Linked DNA regions of Mus musculus: region 2 is linked to region 1. The links are chromatin loops, found by intact Hi-C in ENCODE. Cell type or tissue: gastrocnemius. All regions are shown on one strand.

The links. A loop is a pair of places that touch in the nucleus more often than their neighbours do. Peaks named below come from ENCODE experiments on the same cell type or tissue, not always from the same donor. Only the 100,000 strongest peaks of a DNase experiment are listed, where the experiment ranks them.
Region 2: it touches region 1 in a loop (5-fold over the local background); 7 of 42 quality-filtered maps call a loop at or near these places.

The regions. Positions count from the first base shown.
Region 1 is chr17:64,379,899-64,387,898 of GRCm38, forward strand. No RefSeq gene overlaps it. Among named protein-coding and RNA genes, the nearest start is that of Pja2, 52 kb to the left of the region's middle. In gastrocnemius, a CTCF peak has its summit at 3,898 (motif pointing left); no DNase peak of the experiment used is centred here; H3K4me3 peaks cover 892 bases; H3K27ac peaks cover 874 bases.
Region 2 is chr17:63,799,993-63,807,992 of GRCm38, forward strand. No RefSeq gene overlaps it. Among named protein-coding and RNA genes, the nearest start is that of Fer, 60 kb to the right of the region's middle. In gastrocnemius, a CTCF peak has its summit at 3,795; a DNase peak (open chromatin) is centred at 3,802.

The sequences.
Region 1 (8,000 bases):
TCTCGAGAACCAAATCCAAGAATACATCAAAATGATCATCCATCATGATCAAGTAGGCTTCATCCCAGGGATGCAGGGATGGTTCAATATATGGAGATCCATCAACAAAATCCACTATATAAACAAACTCAAAGACAAAAATCACATGATCGTCTCATTAGATGCTGAGAAAGCATTTGACAAAATCCAACACCTGTTCATGATAAAAGTCTTGGAAAGATCAGGAATTCAAGGCCCATACCTAAACATAATAAAGGCAATATACAGCAAACCAGTAGCCAACATCAAACTAAATAGAGAGAAACTAGAAGCAATCCCACTAAAATCAGGGACTAGACAAGGCTGCCCACTTTCTCCCTACTTATTCAATGTAGTACTTGAAGTCCTAGCCAGAGCAATTAGACAACAAAAGGAGATCAAAGGAATACAAATTGGAAAGGAAGAAGTCCAAATATCACTATTTGCAGATGATATGATAGTATATATAAGTGACCCAAAAAAAATCCACCAGAGAACTAAACCTGATAAACAACTTCAGTGCAGTAGTTGGATACAAAATTAACTCAAACAAATCAGTGGCCTTTCTCTACACAAAGGATAAATTAGGCTGAGAAAGAAATTAGGGAAACAACACCCTTCAGAATAGTCACAGATAATATAAAATACCTTGGTGTGACTCTAAGTCAAAAGTTAAAGAAGTGAAAGATCTGTATGTTGAGAACTGCAAGTCTCTGAAGAAAGAGATAGAAGAAGATCTCAGAAGATGGAAAGATCTCCCATGGTCATTGATTGACAGGATTAATATATTCAAAATGGGTATTTTGCCGAAAGCAATCTACAGATTCAATGCAATCCCCATCAAAATTCCAGCTCAATTCTTCACTGAGTTAGAAAGCGCAATTTGCAAATCCATCTGGAATAACAAAAAATCTAGGATAGCAAAACTATTCTCAATGATAAAAGAACCTCTGGAGGAATTACCATCCCCGACCTCAAGCTGTACCACAGAGCAATTGTCATTAAAAACTGCATGGTACTGGTATAGTGACAGACAGGTAGTTCAATGGAATAGAATTGAAGACCCAGAAATGAATGACACCTATGGTCACTCAATCTTTGACAAAGCTAAAACAATCCAGTGGAAAGAAGACAGTATTTTCAACAAATGATGGTGGCTCAACTGTCAGTTAACATGTAGAAGAATGCTACACTGATCCATTCTTATCTCCTTGTAGAAAGCTTAAGTCTAAATGGATCAAGGAACTCCACATAAAACCAGAGACACTGAAAATTATAGAGGAGAAAGTAGGGAAGAGCCTTGAACATATGGGCACAGGGGAAAAAATCCTGAACAGAACAGCAATGGCTTGTACTGTAAGATCAAGAATCGACAAATGGGACCTCATAAAATTGCAAAGCTTCTGTAAGGCAAAGGACACTGTCAATAAATCAAAATGGCAACCAATAGATTGGGAAAAGATCTTTACCAATCTTAAGTCCAATAGGGGACTAATATCCAATATACATAAAGAATTCAAGAAGTTGGACTCTAGAAAACCAAATAACCCTATTAAAATGGGGTACAGAGCTAAACAAAGAATTCTCAACTGAGGAATACCGAATGGCTGAGAAGCACCTAAAAAATGTTCAACATCCTTAATCATCAGGGAAATGCAAATCAAAACAACCCTGAGATTTCACCTCACACCAGTCAGAATGGCTAAGATCAAAAATTCAGGTGACAGCAGATGCTGGCGAGGATGTGGAGAAAGAGGAACACTCCTCCATTGTTGGTGGGATTGCAAGCTGGTACAACCACCCTGGAAATCAGTTTAGCGGTTCCTCAGAAAATTGTATATAGTTCTACTAGAAGATTCAGCAATACCACTTCTGGGCAGATACCCAGAAGATGCTCCAACTTGTAATAAGGACACATGCTCCACTATGTTCATAGCAGCCTTATTTATAATAGCCAGAAGCTGGAAAGAACCCAGATGTCCCTCAACAGAGGAATGGATACAGAAAATGTGGTACATTTACACAATGGAGTACTGCTCAGTTATTAAAAACAATGAATTCATGTAATTCTTAGGCAAATGGATGGATCTGGAAGATATCATCCTAAGTGAGGTAACCCAATCACAAAAGAACATACATGATTATGATATGCACTCACTGGTAAATGAATATTATCCCAGAAGTTCCGAATACACAAGATACAATTTGCAAAACACATGAAACTCAAGAAGAAGGAAGACCAAATTGTGGACCCCTGGATCCTTCTTAGAAAGAAGAACAAAATACCCATGGAAGCAGTTACAGAGACAAAGGTTGGAGCAGAGACTGAAGGCATGACCATCCAGAAACTGCCCCACCTGGGGATCCATCCCATAAACAACCACCAAACCCAGATACTATTGCAGATGCCAACAAGAGCTGCTGACAGGAGACTGATACAGCTGTCTCATGTGAGGCTCTGCCAGTGTCTGACTAATAGAGAAGTAGATGCTCACAGTCATCCATTAGACGGAGCACAGGGTCCCCAATGATGGAGCTAGAGAAAGTACCCAAGGAGCTGAAGGGGTTTTCTGTCCCCTAGGAGGAACAACAGTATGAACTATCCAGTACTCCCAGAGCTCCCTGGGACTAAACCACCTATCAAAGAAAACACACAGAGACTCGTGGCTCTAGCTGTAGATGTAGCTGAGGATGGCCAATTCGGTCATCAATGGGAGGAGAGGCCCTTGGTCCTGTGAAGGCTCTATGCCCCAGTATAGGGGAATGCCTGGGCCAGGAAGTGGGAGTGGGTGAGTTGGGGAGCAGGGGGAGGGGATAGGGGATTTTCTGAGGGGAAACTAGGAAAGGGGATAACATTTGAAATGTAAATAAAGGAAATATCTAATAATAAATAAATAAATACCCAATAAAATTGTGAAGAAGAAGAAGAGGAAGAGGAAGAGGAAGAGGAAGAGGAAGAGGAAGAAGAAGAAGAAGAAGAAGAAGAAGAAGAAGAAGAAGAAGAAGAAGAAGAAGAAGAAGAAGAAGAAGAAGAAGAAGAAGGAAGAAGAAAAGCAATGGCACATGTCACAGACTCACTCGCTGCTCCTGGCAAAATCTGTGTCACTATTCCTCATCTGAGTTTCCCTGTGACTCGATACCAGGAACATTTGGCAGGAGCATTAAAATGCTTTAGCTGCATGTAAGACGACCCAGCCATGTTCAAAGTGTTTCCCACATTCCTTCTCCATTTTAAACCTTGATAGAATTGAACGTGCATCAGTTTCTGTTAGGGGGTTCCTAACGGGATGGTGTTTTGACATTTATTTTCGAAAGAAGGAGTCTGAATGTTTGTCCTAGGATAGATTAGAATTTTTTGTCTGCTTTAGGGTAACCTAATGCTCAATAAACAGTTGCCAACGTAACAATTTTCAGACCAAGCAATTTGAAACCTCCAGGAGTTTGGCGGTGTTTCTTTCCTTCCTCATCCTGGTGAATTTAAAGCTTGCTTTACTGGGCGACAATAAGTCCTGGGCAACAACACACTGAAGTATCGCTTTGCGTTTCGCTTGTGAGGGTCAGGACTTTGCACGCCAAGATTGACATTTCCCTAACCTCAAACCCAAGGCTGGATATCGAGTGGATAGAACTAATCCCGGCCCACAAATCTGCCATCAAATAGTTACTCTTGGGTATCTCGGGTGACCCTACACAACTTACAAGGATCATCACGTTGACCTCTATAAAGAAAGACATCATGAATTCAGGTCACACACGTAAACAAAAAGTTGTTCTCCACGTATATAACATACTTTGATCATGTTCATGGAGCACCGTCTCTTGTTCCTCTCCCCGTCCTGCTGATCTCTGGCCTCTTCTCACATAGCGCCCCCTGTAGGAGAACTGTGAAGGCAGGGTTTTCTAAAGTAGGAACTCCTGTACTGGCCACAAAGCATCACTGTGATGCTGGCCACACATGCAAATTTTTCAGCACGGGCGATATTTGCGCACCTAAGTGTGCATTATGGAAAGAGATTGTTTCGAGTTGAAACCCCAAGTTGACTCCTTACCGAATTACTTAATCTCTGCTTCTTTATTTGAAAAACAGCTCCCGTTCAGGACCGGCGTGGTAAATTCAGTACAATAATGATGTGTGCAGAAAGGTCAGCGAGTATCAGGAACTTGCGCTTAGTCACTAAAGTGGTCTCATAATCTTTATTTCCGTCTCTCCTGAGACCAGCACGGAGAGCAGACTCAGTTAAGTACAACTTAAACTTTTTGAAGCTTTGTAAATGAAAGCTAAATTCCTCAGCAGGTTGTTAATTATCATAGAAGGATGGGAAGGGCCTTCCTATGGTTGTCACGTCATTGGCAGCAGGACCTAGTAACATCTAGATTTTTAGCCTGTTAGGGGTGGCCCTGAGAAAAGCCATGTCATGAAGCCCTCAGGTGACAACACACGTTCGTGTGTTGAGAGAAGGGACATACTTCATATTTCAAATCACGTTTTCCCCCTGTACAAATTTCATTTTCCCAATTTGTGAAATAAAAGCCCTAGAGGGGCACACATATATATTTGTGTGACATTTTGTACAGAAGCTGTATGTCACAGAGACTGAACACAAGTGTCAGTTTAATTCTCGGGGTGAATCAACTGTAGATTTCTGAACGAGCCCCTCCCGTTTCTCTTCCCTTTCTGCCTCCCCTCCCACTATCTCTGCTCCCTCTCTTCAGATGTGACAGGCATTGAACACACAAAGAATATTTTCAGTTAATGGGATAGCAGATGAAAGGGATTCAAATAGGTTTTTTGCTTTGACCTATTGTGAAAAGAGGTGAAAGCTATTCCCTGAGAAGTTAAACGCTGCAAAAATATATTGACTTTCGGTTCACCAGAGAGTTGCTAGGGGTTATGTCCAGAAAACTTTCTGACACACTAACAGAAGTTAAATAATTCCAATTTCAACTTTCAGAGTCTATTTACTGAAGCTTTTATTAAAAGCAGTTGTTGTGTTTCTCCTTAGCGGAGCAGACAGAGGGCAAAACACAAACCTCCCTAGCAACTAGTTGTCAGAAGGTATTTACCAAGGACCATTAGGCAGCACGAGTCTCAGTCAGAGCAGGGGTTGTGTGTCTACCCGGCTATTTATATTCTATAAATATTGAGAGTCTTTATATGTAAACAGAGGAGCAGCCAATTATTCCAGAGCTAGTTTTCTCCAAGAGTATTGGTTAAAATGATAAATCCCTTGGGAGTTTTGCTTCTTTGGGGAGGAAATGTAAGGCCTTTGAGGCCTGTCATGTGGCTACCTGGCACGGCACAGTAAACATTTAAGTTAAACCTGTATGTGTGCATGATCACAGCAAATACTCTTTAACAGATATATCATATCACACACAAACACATATACCCATATTGGCGTCTATGAAGTTAAATATAATTATTCTCATCTAAACTTTACTAATTTGGGATCATATCTTTACATCTTTTAGTTATTTGAAAACGTCTGCATATAGTGTGCTTTGAGTGTTTGAGTGTTACCTCCCTTCCCATTCCTTCTCAAACCCTCTGCCATTTTCTGCACCCATCCTCATGTAGACATTTTTAAAACCCACTGAGCCCAGTGCTGCTGCCTGTATGTGCGTGGGTATAAGGCAACAGAACGGAGCAGCACTGCCTCCCAGGAACTCCATCTTGGAAGAAAACTAACTCTCCCTCCTCGAGCAGCCATCAGTTGCCAATTGTGTCTCAGCTGGAGGGTGGAGTCTACGAACCCCTCCCCTCATGGGTGCTGTAATGATGGCTGGCATGCCCTTGCACAGGTCTTTTGCATGCAATCATTGTTAGTATGTACTCATATGTGCGACAGTCCCGCCATTTCTGGTGAAAACCCTGCTGTAAATGTCCTCTGGCTTTGGTAGTCTTTCTGTTTCCTCTTCCCTGATGGGATCTTACCTGATCATTAGCATGGCCGCTCTTGGAACTTGATGAATAAAATCCAAAGCTGTCTTAAACTCAGAAGTGAGGTAGTTCTGATGCTGCAGTTTCATACACTTTAAGGCAATTTACTTCCCGGGCAAGAATAAAAGGCCAACGGTGATCTATATTTTTTGCATAACTCATATTTTTATGACAGTAATTATATTATCTAAGCAATTTAAAAGTGAATCTAATATTTTCTCAGCATAAAAGTTTTCACCATCTGCTAGATGTATTCTCAGATAAATTTGCAATTAACTGTAGATTTGATTAGATTTTAGATTTTTATAAAGTTATGCATGACATCACAAGTAATACATAGATCAATAATTCAGACTAAACCTAAATTATAATTGCCATTTTTTTCAGGCAATACTCTTCCTCCATCCACCTTCCTATACTATTCCCATAGAATGTTCTGCCTTATCCCCACTTTCTATTGCTTTCTTTCCTACAAAATGTATCATTCTCTGTTTATTTAAGCCTGAAGTGCTGTTTGCTTGCCTTCTCCATCCTTCTCTTCTTCGCAGTCACTGGTTTCCACATAACAACCACTCAGAACAGACTGGATTAGTACAACCATCCTTTAAATCCTTCGTTAATTGCTCATATATCTTCAGTTGGAGCAGCTTCACTTTAGTACATGTGGTGTCAGCTGGCGTGCCTCAAAATGGTTTGGTCCTATCTGCCCAGACACTGCTGGCTCTTGGGTGGTTACTTACCTGGGCTGTGCACAGGGGACCTCAGTTCCTTCCATGGAAATGGTTCCATGTGGTTTCCTAGGCTTCTACAGAAGCTGGGTGTCACAGGGCAGTGTCCTAAGAGTCTCAGAAGGAAGCTTCAAGAGACAACTTTACGTTAAGTCTCATTGATTAAGTTACCAAAGCAATTGAGATTCAAGCCAAGAGGAAGGTATCTTTCAGGGAGCAAGGAACAAAACACTTGAGAGAAATTTCAATCTGTTGTATTAGTTCTCCCTGTTACTCAAACAAAAAGTCAACATCAGCCAATTTAACCAAGAAAGGAATGTATTTTGTTCTCAGGTTTAGAGTGTGAAAATCTTATTTTTTTATTTTTTATTTTTTTAGTTATTATGGTTATGCTCAATTTATGTGTGAGAGGAGAACCTCTTTTTTTTTAAAGATGAATCTTTTTAAAAAAGAGTTATTTATTTATTTTATGTATATGAGTACACTGCAGCAGTCTTCAGACACCCCAGAAGAGGGATTCTGATCTCATTATGGGTGGTTGCTGGGATTTGAACTCAGGACCTCTGGAAGAGGAGTCAGTGCTCTTAACCACTGAGCCATCTCTCCAGCCCCCAAGTCTGAAAGTCTCAATGACCCTACACAGACTGTGGTTAAAGACCCTTGCTGTACTGCCTCATGGTGGGTGCCAGCATTGCACTTACCTGTGGGAGGAAGAGATCACATATTGAAACAGTGAACCAGGAGGCAAGGGCTCTCCGGTCCCTTTCAAGTGTGAGCCCTCATTGACCTAAGGACCTTCTATCAGGCACCACCTTGTAAATGTCCATCACTTCACGGTACTACACTGAGCACCAAGATTATCTGAGAGCAAATTACATTATCTGCTATGCTCCATGTGTTCAAATCTTGCCCAGGTCAATCACAGCATCTCTAAAACATCTCTATACTTTTATATACCCAATGTTCTCAGAAAGAGAAGATTGACAGGACTAGTGGGTTTGAAGGAGATGGTGTTGGTCAAGCTCCATGTAGTCACAGAGGCAGTTTCGAATCAACTGAGGCACTGAGGAAAGTTTAAAGGACAAAGTGTTCCATGAGAGGACACTGCCAGCATCATCCTCTCTTTTCCTATACTTTTCCATGACCCCTTGGCACTCCCTTCTACCTTTTAGAGTGACTCTGAATGACTATATATCAGAATATATAAAGAATAAAAGTAGGCACAATTGGAGATGCTTTGGGCATTTTTAAAAATAAAATATCTGGAGCAAGAAAACTCAATTACTCTCTCTTTGAAATTCTAAAATTCTAAA
Region 2 (8,000 bases), 580 kb before region 1:
CAGGCAACTCAAAACCACTTCTAGCTCCAGTTCCAGGAGATCTGAAACCTCTTCTGGCCTGTTCAGGTATTTGTATACACACACACACACACATAAAAATAGGAATAAATCAAAGAAAAACAAAAACCATACTAGTTGAATATGCTGGTGCATACCTATAATCCTAGAATTTGGGAAGCTAAGGCAGAAAAATCAAGAGATGTAGCCAGTCAACACTATCTCAAAGCAAAACAAGAAAAATGCATTGCCGTGGGACAGGCCAGACCCAGCACATAGTAGGAGCTTTAGACACCTAACCTCAAACTAAGCACATGCCACCGAGCATTGTCTCCATCGCTGGCTACCTAGATCGGAAAGTCCAAGTGAACAGCTGACGTGGTGTCATTTCCCAGGGCACACTTTGACACATCTCTTTTCAACCCTCGGAGTCCCTAAACACTCCCCGAGTCATACTTCCAGAAAGTCAAAACTGAGTTTTTACCCAGGCTAGGACCAGGACCTCTGGTGGTCTAGCCAGGGCAGGGAGAGTGTTATTTCTCCAGGGGTTCGAACACATAGCACTACAAAGACTGGGCAGAGGGAGAGAGAACCCAACCTGAAGGAATGAGGCAGAGAAGAATAATCCAGGGCTGGACTAGCAGAAACGCAGCAGCGAGCAGGGTGTCTCTAGCTAGCTGTGGCGTGCCGTTGTGAGCACACGCGGGGACAAGCGATAACCTGAGGAGATATGAATGATGTCTCCTTTTCCTCGTAAGTTCTTGAGGTGGTTAGAAAAATGTCCACATTCTGCCACACTCCTATCACTTGTCCCCCTCTCTTTAAACTCTGCGGACCATCTTAATCAATGTAAGAAAATGGATCTCATAACGTGTCACTTCTGAGGCTGGGACAGAAAAGCCCAGGTAGCCCCTCGGGATGTTGGCTCATCGCATTCTCAGATCCTTAACGTCTGTCTCTGCTGTACTGATGAGACTGTGCTAAGAAGGCACGCAGAGGAGCGGTGAAAGATTGTGGCTCAGCGGCTGGGAAACCCCAGGGCAGGCACCAGCTATACAGGAGTCCCAGAGGCTTCAACGGGACCCCAGGCCCAGCTACCTTTTCCCTGCTGATGGATGGGGACTTCAAGTGAAAATTGTGAATCTTGTCAGTTTTCATATTTCAATGAAAAATGCACAGCTAGCGTTGCCTTGAGGCAGTTTGGTGAGGTCTGTTGTGTAGGATAAACTCCACAAGGTGGTTTCCCATCCCAGAAACTCTTAAAATTCTCTTTCACACTAGGGCCATCACCCTGGGAGTCTGCAACCCAGGGGGGAAATTCCTTTTTCAGAGTCCCACCTTCCTCCCCCCTCCCCCTCCCCCTCTCCCCTCCCTCTCTCCCTTCCCCCTCCCCTATTCTCTGAGTACCGGTGGGCTTCATTCAGAGCCTAGAAGAAGCAGAGGAGCGATGTGTTCGGTAATGCTCTATGGTACAAAGGCCTTTGGTAGGACCAAAATGGGATTCCTGCTGGATTCCCCTCAGAGAGCCTGGGGCTTTATAAGAGTCTTCTGAGTGAATTCCTCAAAGGCAGAGGAGGCAGGTACCGCAATGAGCAGCATATCATGTAAGCGTGACTAATAATGATGTCAGCGCCACTAAGCCAAGATCTGTCCGAATGTACAAGCTCCTTTGGATGACATTTATGTAACATGACTGTGGTCGGCGGACAGCTCAGTGGTGTCAGGAATAAATCTGTGTGGCAAAGAAAGGGAGCACAAGCCACCAGAGTGTCTGGACAAGGCAAACTTCACTCTGGACCATAGGGTGTGCCGGGAAGAGAGAACACCCAGAGACAGGAAGTAGTAGTGACTGTGTCTTCTCCCATTGGCTGGCCTCCTAGTCTTAATTGAATTGGCTAGTCTGAGAAGAATTAGCACATGGGAAATGGAAGAGGGGACAAGGAGTCCCTGATACAAGGTGAAAGGGGTTCCTGCTCCAAGCCGTCAGATTCCATAGATCTTTGTCTACCTGGGGGTAGGGGTGGGGTCGTAAAACCTTTCCGTAATTCCGTAGAACTCCTAAAGGGTGTGGAGGGGGGCATTTGAATATCTTGTCCTAAACACAAATCTTATAGTATTTGGTAGAAAAGACTCATATTTAATATTTCTCAGGGTGGTTAGGATATGTGCCAATCATGGACAAAGCCTGGTATTCAATCCCTATAACTGGAAAAAAAAAAAAAAGACCCACTGTTGAATTTTCCATCATGTCATGATTTTTTTTTAAAAAAAATATCTAAAATCTTTTCTTACCACAGAAACTTATTACATCAATCCACTTGGTCACCCCCTCCACCCCCCTCACCCCTGCACACACACACTTGTGAATGACAGATTAGCTGTCCCAGAGGTTTTCAGAATCCTTCTAAGAGGCTTTGATATCAGTAAGGCAAATGAAGTTCTTATTGATGGGAATTTTAGACGATGTGGAAAAGGAGAAAATTTAAGAACAATGAAGTCCTTGGAAGGTAGTTATCTGGGCCTTTGGGGAGCCATTAAGATGTCCTTGCTACTGAAAATGTATCCAGTCCTCCAATTCTAAAATCTTGAGACTTTTCAAAGCTCCAAGATAGCCTGGACTTTTGAGAGCTCCAAGGTGACTGTTGGAGTATTTGTTCTCTCTGGTGGCGACATTAAACTCAGGAGATCCGTGACTCACGGTGTTCAATCATACATAGATAGATGTATTAAGCAAATCATTTCTGTGTGTGCCAGTGACAATATCTCCAGCTGTTTCCATTTTATTTCCAAATAGCACTTTGTTTTAATCAAATAAGATGAGCTGTCTGCATCTATAGACCTTGAAGTTGATTGCTTGGAGACATTTAGTCCTAATTGTTGCTCCCTCTTTCTCCCTTGCTCTCTCTCACTAAAATAAACCATTCGTCTTTGTTCATGAAATAAACTCAAAGTGACCAACGTCTCTTCTCTGCACCTTCCCTCCTTTAGCCACCTGCTACAGTTGACCTATCTTCAGCCAAGATTCAATCTGAGGAGAAAGGTATTTAAAGAACGTGCCAGCCAATCAGAACCAACCGTATAAAAGAGACTTGCCCAGAATGTTGTTGGCCTGCTCAAAAGTATGCACTCTTTCAGCATCTGGGGAAAATGAAACCCCCCTCTAGGTGGTCCACAGCACAGGCGTGGAGTTCTGTCTGCTAAGGAGTTCTCTTCAAGGGGGATGTGTGTTCTGGCAAGCAGACAAGACATACAAGAACGAAAGGAACAGACAAGCAAACTCATCCTCAGAGGCCCTAACTTGTTTCCTCAAAGAAGAGGTAGAAATAGATCAAATCAATGTATTTCCAAATGCCTGAATAAAATAAAATAGAGCTCTTTAAAAATCTGCAACCTAAGGTAGCAGATGGCTAATGAAGAAGGTCAGGCAGACAGCTTCCTTAATTTATCATGAGTTGTCATGGGCCTTTATTAGACTGTGATGGATAACTTTCTTCTTAGCAATATTTTAGGGACCACTTTTTCTATACTATGTAAAAGTTTTGTGGTTTTTTGTTTTTTTGTTTTTTGTTTTTTGTTTTCAAAAAAATGAGCCTAATTAATTTTTCTGGTATAACTAAGAGAGAAAATGAGCCTCCGACAGGCAGGTTTATCACCAAAACGAGATTACTTGCTTTACTCATACCTGGGGGGATCTCTGCGTGTGTGACAGGTTGTCAATGACTTTGAGCTCCAAAGTAGCAAACTTCAGGACAAAGTTGAAGCCGAGCTCAAATGGCTTTGCAGTATCCGCTGCAGAGGCTAGAGGGCGCAGTTGCGTTAACTGATCTGAAGCAAGGAGAACCCAAACCCCAAAATGATTGTTTCTTACTGTGACCTACAGATTTTCAAACTCAGATCACCAATGCAAGCTTGTTCCTCACTCAAAATCATTCCCAGTCTGCTGCAAGGAACAGGAGAATATATCGCGAAACTTCTACAGTCATCGTGGATGGTTTCCACGGTGGCCCTGTGCCCATGAGAAGAAGCAGAACGCACTCAAAATGTCCCGTCTTTCAAAGACTCTCCTGGTTTTTCGTATTACCAAATGTCTACTCAGTTCTCACAAGAGCTTTCATTTTTTTGTTTTTTTCTATTCAATAATAATTAAAAAAAACCTTCCAAACAATGTATGTACATACACAGTGTACTTGGGAAGGATGTAATATAATTTTCAATATCCTAAGGAAAGTATGTATGTGCCTCAATTTTTCTTATTTTTTTTATTTTTTTTTTATATTTTTTATTTTTTTGGTTTTTCGAGACAGGGTTTCTCTGTATAGCCACGGCTGTCCTGGAACTCACTTTGTAGACCAGGCTGGCCTAGAACTCAGAAATCTGCCTGCCTCTGTCTCCCGAGTGCTGGGATTAAAGGCGTGCACCACCACCGCCCGGCTCCTCAATTTTATTTTATCTTTTATTTATTGCAAAGAGATTGGCTAGCCAACAGCTTCACTAGCCCTTAAAGCCATTCATGCATCTTCTTGTTGATTCCCACAAAGAGATTCCTACATTTTCTCTGCTTTGTTTCCTGTGATTCTTCGGTCTCTCGGACTCTGCAGAGCACGGAATGCCAAGGCCTGGACCACCCCTCTCCATCCCTTTCTGGTCCTGTTCATGCCACAACTCTGCCCAACACCTACAAACTCCTGCTTGAGTTAATCAGTTCTTGGCCCCTCAAAGTGCATAGTCCTCCAACTGATCTTTTTCTGAGTGAAAGGTAACTCTCCCTCCATCTCTCCTGAGGGACAGGTAAGTGATCTCTCCATCTTTCTGTATGCCCAAAGACCCTGCCCGCGTAAGGCGTCTGTAGACAAATGAATGAAAACATTGTCCCCAGCACTACTAAAGTACAAAATTCTACTCCGGGAAGTAAAATAGCTATGGCCTGTAACGAATTTTCTAGGTAACTGTACTGGCTGGTTTTGTGTGTCAACTTGACACAGGCTGGAATTATCACAGAGAAAGGAGCCTCCCTTGAGGAAATTCCTCCATGAGATCCAGCTGTGGGGCATTTTCTCAATTAGTGATCAAGTGGGGAGGTCCCCTTGTGGGTGGGACCACCCCTGGGCTGGTAGTCTTGGTTCTATAAGCAAGCAAGCTGAGCAAGCCAGGGGAAGCAAGCCAGTAAAGAACATCCCTCCATGGCCTCTGCATCAGCTCCTGCTTCCTGACCTGCTTGAGTTCCAGTCCTGACTTCTTTTGATAATGAACAGCAGTGTGGAAGTGTAAGCTGAATAAACCCCTTCCTCCCCAACTTGCTTCTTGGTCATGATATTTGTTCAAGAATGGAACCCCTGACTAAGATAGTAACAGAATAAGTATCTAAGTCCCTAAGCTATATAGTGTTAGGCTTTTTTTGAAGCAAATATTTCCACTTATCTCTAATATAGGTCAAGCCCTTCTGTGGTCCCCAGGACTTGGGCCTTTATAGATGTCACTACTACCCTGCCCCACCTTCCTGCTACTCCTATGCGTATTAATTTTTAAATGGAAATAAACTTTACAGAAATAATTAAGACTGCTTACTAATCAACTAGCCTAAAATAGGAAGAGGTAACGTGTTACCCAGATAGGCCTTTGACCCATGGAACTGGATGGTGCTAATTATTGGCAACAGCACTGGTAAACAACATATTCACCATTCTCATTGTACAAAATATAAGCCCTTTGAGATTTGGACTATTTTCTCTTGCTTCTTCTCCCTCTTCTTCCTCTTCTTCCTCCTCCTTCTCTTCTTCTTCCTCTCCTTCTTTTTCCTCTTCTGCTGCTTCTTCTGCTTCTTCTGTTATTTAAAACTGAAAGAGAAACTTTCCAGCTCCTAAATTTATAAATAATAATTGTGCTGATTTAGTCCCAACACTCGGGAGGCAGAGGCAGACAGATCTCTATGAATTCAAGACCAGCTTGTTCTACCTAGAAAGTTCCAGGTCATCCGGGGTCCATACTGAAACCCCTCTTAAAACTAGAGATTTATCATGTCTTATAAAATGGAACGTTCTCTTTTTTCTTATGGACGGCATGATGTCTGATGATGTTTGATGATTGGCCTTTCAGTAGAAGAACATAACTCTCCAAAGAGTGCCTGAATGGCAGTTTGGTTTCCGTGACAAAATACTGACTGAAAGCAACCTGGGGAGGAAAGGATTTATTTTGCTTACAGGTGACAGTTTATCATCAAGGGAAGCCAAGGCAGGACCCTGAGGCAGTGACCATGGAGGCGTGCTGCTTACAGACTTGCTCAACTGCTTTTCTTACATAGCCCAGGCCTGCCTGCCCAAGGATGCCACTGCTTCTATTATGCTGGGCTAAATCAATTACCAGTTAGGAAAATGCCTACAGACATGTGCCCACAGGAGGCGATTTATCAACCGAGCTTCCTTCTTCTCCGGCAACTCTGAGTGGACAGAGACTAAGAAGCAGACGGATCTACAAACTCAAGCCTCATAACGATGTCAGTGTTACAGCAGGAGAAAAAGCACACGGCCAGTTTGCGCTAAAACCCAGCAACCATCTGTAGTGATACGAGGTGCAAGAAACATTACGTTAAAAAGGGGAAATGCTTTTTAGAGAGACCTGACAGGGATGCAGAATCCAGGAGCCACCTACAGAGCACAGAAGCTTCTGTCTGTAAAGGTTAAAATTCAGGCCACAGACCGAGCTGTGAGGTAAATAAAAGATGTTTAATTTTATATGGAAACTTCTTTAATTTTGGAGCCCTATGGAGGATGTATTACACTAGACTATTTCAACTGGCAAAGACATTTTAGTCAAGACACTTCAGTCGCCTTCTCATCACTGTGAGAAAATACCAAAGAAGACAATGTAGACTAGGAAAGAAAAATCACAGCTCACTGTTTTGTCATGGTCCCCTTGACCTGGTGCTTCCATGACAAATAATGAGGGAGAATCTGAAACCCGGAGAGCATGTGGTGCCAACCAAACAGCACACAAGGAAAGATGGAAGCAGGGACAGAGGATGTCCTCTAAGGTCAGTCTCCGGTGACTGCTTCCTCCAGCTAGGCCTGGTCTTCTAATAGTTCATGCTGTGGCAAAGTTAAAATCAATGGACCCCATGTTATCCAGTTGCCTCTCAAGGCCCTATCCTGAACACTGCTATATTGAGGACCAAAAGACAGAGCATGAGTCTTTGGGAGGACATTTCCCACCCAAACCATAACACGACGGCCATACAGAAGACACAGCACAACAGTGAGATGCAGGGATTGAGCCCAGCACCAAGGAAACAAAAACAGAGGGATTGGTAGAAACCACAGGAAACGCTGGCAGATGGCAGTAGGGCATTGTCACTGATCAGGTCAGCCCCCACGTCCCACAGACACTAAGATGGGGATCCTTGTTTTCCTTCAACATTTCACCTCAAAAGGATAAGAGAGGCAACCCTGAGTTGTGGAAGGTTTATTCTTGAAAGAGCCATTGCAAAATTAGAATTAGAAATTTTGGAATGTAGATGCTTTACAGAGCAGGGAGAAGCTAGGTGAGGAGGCACGGGTTTGAAGTTTGTCAAGCTGAGACTTGCCAAAATCAGTCCAAATTGGTGTGAGCTTCAGAAAACTGAAATGTAGGGATTTTGGGTTTTGTTTGTTTATTTGTTTGTTCTGGAGTTTTCTTCCTAACTCTAGGACCCACTCCAGTCCGTGCCTACCTCTGCACATCAGGCAGCCATCTTTTCAGGTCCCCAGAGGATGTCCCCTCGCAGCAGCAGAGTAGTCCTCGGTGCCCTCGAGGCGGTCCACATAGCTCTCAGCTACTTCAATGCCGAATTTCAGACACGATGATTTGTAGGCAGCCTATGAACCAGTCTGCCTAAATATTTTAGATAGTTTTCTTTCTGGCACATTCTTCATCTGATCAAACCAACATGTGGTCTACATGAAAGGGAAGGGAAGGAATGCCAGAAACAGAGAGAAAGACATAATCCTGGCTAATTTCTCAAGCCTATTCTC